Linked DNA regions of Homo sapiens: region 1 is linked to region 2. A link is a contact called in ENCODE Hi-C or POLR2A ChIA-PET data. All regions are on one chromosome and are shown on one strand. Each heading gives the region's core, a stretch centred on a gene start or an enhancer-like site at or near the end of the contact. The rest is flanking DNA. Distances are from core to core; before and after follow the strand shown.

What was found. Hi-C counts contacts between places; a loop is a spot of excess contacts on that map. ChIA-PET counts read pairs that join two places held with the same protein, here RNA polymerase II (POLR2A). Pooled maps may share reads with other maps.
Region 1: a pooled map shows a loop between it and region 2 (2.9-fold over the local background). The contact joins the enhancer-like site here to the promoter of MRPL12 in region 2. A Hi-C loop is called at or near these places in 1 of 50 pooled maps. POLR2A ChIA-PET finds 5 or more read pairs at or near these places in 3 of 52 experiments (A549, AG04450 and HEK293T).

Annotation. Positions count from the first base shown.
Region 1 is chr17:81,482,886-81,486,309 of GRCh38, forward strand. No RefSeq gene overlaps it. Among named protein-coding and RNA genes, the nearest start is that of LINC01971, 3.1 kb to the left of the region's middle. RefSeq lists an enhancer at 744-1,394, a cis regulatory region at 1,298-2,095 and a silencer at 1,453-1,862. Within about 2 kb of position 1,831, at least 3 of the 41 ENCODE cell types and tissues checked have a DNase peak (open chromatin) inside an H3K27ac peak, as active enhancers do.
Region 2 is chr17:81,701,917-81,704,616 of GRCh38, forward strand. It overlaps MRPL12 (mitochondrial ribosomal protein L12), which reads left to right and starts at 1,451. Exons shown (of 5, transcript NM_002949.4): 1 at 1,451-1,659; 2 at 2,328-2,514. The coding sequence starts at 1,586. It overlaps HGS (hepatocyte growth factor-regulated tyrosine kinase substrate), which reads left to right. Exons shown (of 22, transcript NM_004712.5): 22 at 1-205. RefSeq lists enhancers at 331-934, 879-948, 935-1,538 and a silencer at 1,439-1,818.

The DNA.
Region 1 (3,424 bases), core at 581-3,080, 220 kb before region 2:
AGGCCCCATCGGGGTGGCTGGGAGCGGTGAACAGGAGGAAAGAGGGGAGCGGAGCCAAGAGGACAGCCTGAGGGCGTCTGTCTCCCCAGGCGGGGTTCAGACGCACCTCTTTCCCTGAATGTTCCAGGGCAGGAGACCCCCCGTGTTGACAAGAGGGAGGTGAGTTAGTGGAGGGGGAGTGGGAGGAAAGTCAGTGGGGACTGTCCCTGTTGTGTGTCCCCTGAAAGCACGCCAAGGCCTGTGTCTCCTACCCAGCCACCTCTGGGCTTCTCAGCCCCCAGCCCTGTGATGACCCTTTGGACATCCCAGCCTCCTTTCAAAGACATTTTATTGCTCTCACAAGGAGGCCTCCGGAAGCTGGGAGGCTCCAGCAGAGAAAGAGAGGAGGCTGCCTAGGGAGGCTGGAGGAGGCAGAGAGGAAAGAGGAAACATTGTGGGGGTAATAGCAAGGGCCCCGGGTCACCCACCTGGAGCGGAAGCCTCCCCCTCGGGCAGGCTGAGAATGACGCAGGCGCCGGCTGCTCTGTGACCCAGCTGACCGAGGGACAGCCCCTGCCTGGGAGCTCCAGCAGCTGCTGCAGCGTCCCTCCTGCCCAAGCAAGGGCCGCAGGGCCACCCCTCCAATCCGTCCCCAGAGGTCCACTGCCGCTGCCTCTCCTCCAGCTGCCGCTCAGGGGAGCGAGGTTTCTTGAGTCAGGCCACCGGCAGCGGGCGGCCAGCCCCTCTCAGCATGGCGCTTGCCCAGGGCCTGGGCTCCGTCACATGCCAGGACAGTGGTCACCGTCACCCTGGACAGACCACCTCTGTCCCTTTATGTCAAGTGACCATTATTGGGCCCCCTGAGGCAGACGAGCGTCTCACCAGTAAGCTCCCAGGGAGGACGGCGTGGTCAGGACCTGCCCATCCGCCAGCACTCTGGCCTCTAGGCCCGCAGGCTGAGGGCACCGGCGGGCACCAGAACAGGGGCTGGTTTGGCCGAGGGACCTGCTTCTTGGGCAGCACCAGGAAACAGCCGGAGACCCTCCCAGCGCCCACATCCATGGCGTGAGCCCCGCGTGGGTGCAGCCCCTTCCGCAGCCCGAATTCCAGGCCAGCCGCTGCAGGAGGGACCGCCAGCCAGGGGCGCAGGGCAGAGGGTGGGGGAAGGCGTGGCGCTCGCGCTCTCGGCTCTTGCTTGGATGGCGCCGGCTGAGGACCCCCACACCTGCGCTGCGGTGCAGAGGTCTTAGGATCCGAGGGGGCTGCCGGTCTGGGCCGGCGCGTTCAGGCCCCGGGCGGTGGGGCGGCCTCGGCGTGCGTGGCTCGGTTGCCTGCAGGCAGGCACGCGGCGCTGTGAGAAACGAACGTCCGTGACTTAGCCCACGGGACCGTTTCTGCATTTTCACCCCAACCTGGAGAGCTGCAGCACAGCCGCGGGACAGGAAGTCGCCGCCAGGTGGGTCAGGACTGCGACCTGAACTCGGCTCTGCGGCCTCCCGCTCCGGCCGCCGGTTCGCAATCCTGGCGTGAACCAGCAGATCAACCTCCGGCGCCCGCCACAGGCGCCCTCCCGCGGGAACCGGCAGGCAGGAGCGGTGCGGGGGCGCCCTCCAGCGGCCGTGGCCGGGATGGCGGCCTCCTGCCAGGCTCCAAGCGTGGCCGCGTGGGCAGCGCGCGCAGCCCGCCACGGAAAGACAGGCGCTCCTCCTGGGTGGGCCTTGGGACCCCTTCGCGCCCTGTGTGGCCGCCTCGTGGTGAGCACCCCCGCCCCTCCCTGCAAGGCCGGTGTTCCCAGCTGGAAGGGCAGGCAACCTGGGAACCAGAGGGAGCTGCTCTGGTTGGGAGGAAAAAGCCAGCTCGGTTCCCGCCTGAGCCCCGAAGGGGCGGGGCTGGGAAGGGGGCCTGGCCAGAGGGAAGGAGCACTCTGGGTTGGGGGTGCTGGGGGAGCACAAAGGCAGGAACTGGGGAGCATAAGGCCAGGAGATAGGGGAGAACCTAGGCAGGAGCTGGGGGAGCAGCCAGGCAGGAACTGGGGAGCATCGATGCAGGAGCTGTGTCGCGTGTTATCCCCGTCACGTGGAGTTGTGTGTCCTGCGAGGAGCACAGCATTTCAGGGCCTAGAGCCCCTCTCTGTACTGGAGCCGCCTGTGTGTGTCCATTCCGAATGAGCCATACTTCCCTCGCAGCTCTCCCAGTGGGATTGAGAACTGTTAGGCACACACCTGGTGAAGCATTGCTGCCCTTTCTGTTGGGGAGAAGCGGCCTTCTAGCGCAGAGAATAGCTGCTTCCTGGAACTGAAATCCTGCCGCATCCAGACCAAGAGCATGCTTGGAGCAGGCATCAGTGCACACACTGCTTCCGAAATTACAGCTATAAATTTTAAAAAAATTTTTTTTTCAAGGCAGGGTCTTGCTCTGTGGCCCAGGCTGGAGTGCATTTGCACCACCATGGCTCATGGCAGACTCAACCTCCCTGGCTCAAGCCACGCTCCCACCTCAGCCTCCCAAGTGGCTGGGACTACAGACACATGCCACCACACCTGGCTAAATTTTTTTTTTTTTTTTTTTGAGACAGAGTCTCACTCTGTCACTCAGGCTGGAGTGCAGTGGCGCAAACTCTGCTCACGGCAAGCTCCGCCTCCCGAGTTCACGCCATTCTCCTGTCTCAGCCTCCCGAATAGATGGGACTACAGGTGCCCGCCACCACGCCCAGCTAATTTTCGTATTTTTAGTAGAGATGGGGTTTCACCGTGTTGGCCAGGATGATCTCGATCTCCTGACCTCATGATCCACCCGCCTCGGCCTCCCAAAGTGCTGGGATTACAGGCGTGAGCCACCACGCCCGGCCTAGTTTGGGCAAGTTACATTTTTTTTTTCTTTTTTGAGGCTGAGTCTTGCTCTGTTGCCCAGGCTAGAGTGCAGTGGTGTGATCTTGGCTCACTGCAACCTCCACCTCTCGAGTTCAAGGGATTCTCCTGCCTCAGCCTCCCAAGTAGCTGGGATTACAGGCACCCACTATCACACCTGGCTAATTTTCTTATATTTTTAGTAGAGACAGGGTTTCACCATGTTGGCCAGGCTGGTTTCGAACTCCTGACCTCAAGTGATCGGCCCGCTTCGGCCTCCCAAAGTGCTGGGATTATGTGGGCATGAGCCACCATGCCTGGCCCATAATTTTTTAAACTGTGATACATTTTGCCATTTTAACCATTTTTAAGTGTACACTTCAAAGGCATTGAGTACATTTACCATGTTGTGAGACTCTCAACACTATCCGTCTGCAGAACTTTTTTGTCATTCCAGAGACTATCCATTAAGCACCAACTTCCTTTTCCCTCTCTCCCCAGCCCCTGGCCTTGCCCTCTCCCCCCAACCCCTGGCAACCTCTTACCTACTTTCTGTTTCTGTACTTGCCTATTCTAGATGTTTTATAAGTGGAATCAGA
Region 2 (2,700 bases), core at 201-2,700:
CACCCCCCAAGCAGCCTGTGCCCTCTGGCCGCACTGTGAGCTGGCTGTGGTGTCTGGGTGTGGCCTGGGGCTCCCTCTGCAGGGGCCTCTCTCGGCAGCCACAGCCAAGGGTGGAGGCTTCAGGTCTCCAGCTTCTCTGCTTCTCAGCTGCCATCTCCAGTGCCCCAGAATGGTACAGCGATAATAAAATGTATTTCAGAAAGCATCAGCGTTTTTTCTTTAATTAATTTTTTTGAGATGGAGTCTCACTCTGTCACCCAGGCTGGAGTGGTGATCTCCGCTCACTGCAAGCTCCGCCTCCTGGGTTCAAGCGATTCTCGGGCCTCAGCCTCCCGAGTAGCTGGACTACAGGTGCACCCCATTACCATGCCTGGCTAGTTTTTGTATTTTTAGTAGCGACGGTGTTTCACCATGTTGGCCAGGCTGGTCGTGAACGCCTAACCTCAGGTGATCCACCTGCCTCGGGCTCCTAAAGTGCTGGGATTACAGGCATGAGCCACCGCGCCCGACCTGCATCAACGTTTGCTCAGGGGGCAGGTGGTCAGGCTGATGGCCCAGCTGCAGGCAGGGTCATTTCCAGCCTGCCCCTCCCTGAGGCTGCGTGCCAGGGTTCATGTGTGCCCTCCGCGGCTCTGCACTGACCCCGCCGGTAGCTGGGGAGGAGTTTGGGCTTGGCGCCTCCTTCGTGTAGTGGCTGAAGCTTCCCGGGTGCTCCTCATTCCTGGGAAGGGAGTCGGGTGATGGGAACGGTGGGAGCTCAGCGCTCCGAGTCTGCGGCCGGGGGCCAGCGGGGCTGAAACGCGCCTCCTGAGTGTTGAAAGCGGCAGGCGCCGGCCTTTGCACCCAGAGGCCAGGGCGTCTCACTCACCTTCACATCCAGGCCTCTTAGGGGAGCGCGGCTTTGGCTTTTCCAGGAAGGAATGGACTCCAACGGACAGGGAAAGAAGAAGTGTGGAGAGACGGGCAGGATAAGCAGGCACTGGGCCCAAGCCGCCCTTGGAGGCTCTGCCTGTTCTGATCTGAAGGCGGAGGCTCAGCCGTGCTCTCCCAGGAAGCCACCTGGGCGTTTGGGGCTTTAGCTAGGAAAGAGGATGTCGCCTGCGGCTGCGAAGGCGCCAAAGCCCAGACCTCGCGCCTCCGCCCGCGACGGCGGCACTGGGGGCCCGGAGCGGGCGGGAGACGTGGATTACTGCGGGCTTCGGGGCCCTAGCCTCGACCGCGACGTTCGCTCGCATCGCGTACGGACAGAAACCCGTGAGCGCTGAAGAAAGAACACCTGAATCCGGAGCCCCAGCCCCCGTCGCTCGTTTGCGCGACCCCAAAACCTGGCGGGACGAGGGTCGCCCGATGTCTAGCTGCCGCCACAGACGACGCTTTTGCGTCTGCGCAGCGCGCCGCCTTGTGGGTAATCTCAGGGTGAGACGAGGCTAGCGCGAGGTACGGCTAGAGCGTCATTTCCGGCTCGAATGCCCGGCAGCCGTGGCGGCTAGAGCGTTCCTCCCCAGCTCGAATGCCCGGCGGCCGAGGCGGCTAGAGCGTCGCCTCCTCCCGGGGAACCGCGTGTGACCTTCCAGCCCGCGGACCGATGCTGCCGGCGGCCGCTCGCCCCCTGTGGGGGCCTTGCCTTGGGCTTCGGGCCGCTGCGTTCCGCCTTGCCAGGTACGCGGGATCCTGGGGCGGTCCGGGCCGGCAGGCGGGTTAGGGGGCAGCCGGGCACTGAGGGGTCGATCCGGGCGAGGAGGGCGGCGGGGCCGGCCTCCCTGCAGCGGCCAGGCCGGGCTTGGGGGTCCCATCGGGGGCGCGGGGAGGAGGCCTCCCGGTGCGCACGCCCCTTCCCTCCTGGGCCGTGGAAAGCGCCGGGGTCGGCCCCAGATGACCTTGGACGATTCCCTGCTCCTCCCTTGGCCTCAGCCTTTTCCGCAGCAAAGGCCCATCCGTGGGTGCGGCGTTTTGCGGCCAGGGGCCCCCATGTTTTGGGAGGCTTTGCGCAGGAAGATGCACCTAAGTAATAGTTTCGCCACCGCTGGGTTGATGTAGTTCATTCAAACCAGAAACTTGAGGTTTGAGTGGTATGGCTGCAAATAAACACGTGGCTTTCTAAGGCTCTTTGAAGAATTTAAAGTAACTTGCAAATCTTATCAATACGGACCCCTTGAGGTCTGAGAACCCTGGACTGGGACCAAGGAGCTAGGTAATTTCCGGCCCTAGTGATTACCAGCCTGAGCTTATGGCACCCACCAGTCCCCCAGTTGTCCTGCCCCTCTGGTTTCTGCAGCCCCTTCCATTCCAGGACTGACAAGTCTGTTTTAATTGGGGGTGGGGGCTAGGCGACAGGTGCCATGTGTCTGTGCCGTGCGACATATGAGGAGCAGCGGCCATCAGAGGTGTGAGGCCCTCGCTGGTGCACCCCTGGATAACGCCCCCAAGGAGTACCCCCCCAAGATACAGCAGCTGGTCCAGGACATCGCCAGCCTCACTCTCTTGGAAATCTCAGACCTCAACGAGCTCCTGAAGGTATCGTGAGAGGGTGGCACAGACCCAGGGGCTGGAAGTTTCAGGGCCCCTGTGTTTTGTTCCTGGTGTATTTTGGGAGTTTGGTAAATTGTCAAAAGTGTGTTTGTCCAGGTGCAAGGTCCATGCCAGGCTAGTTGCCCCTCCTCAGTAGGTTCCGGCTGGTGTGAGGGCCAGCTGTGGACACTG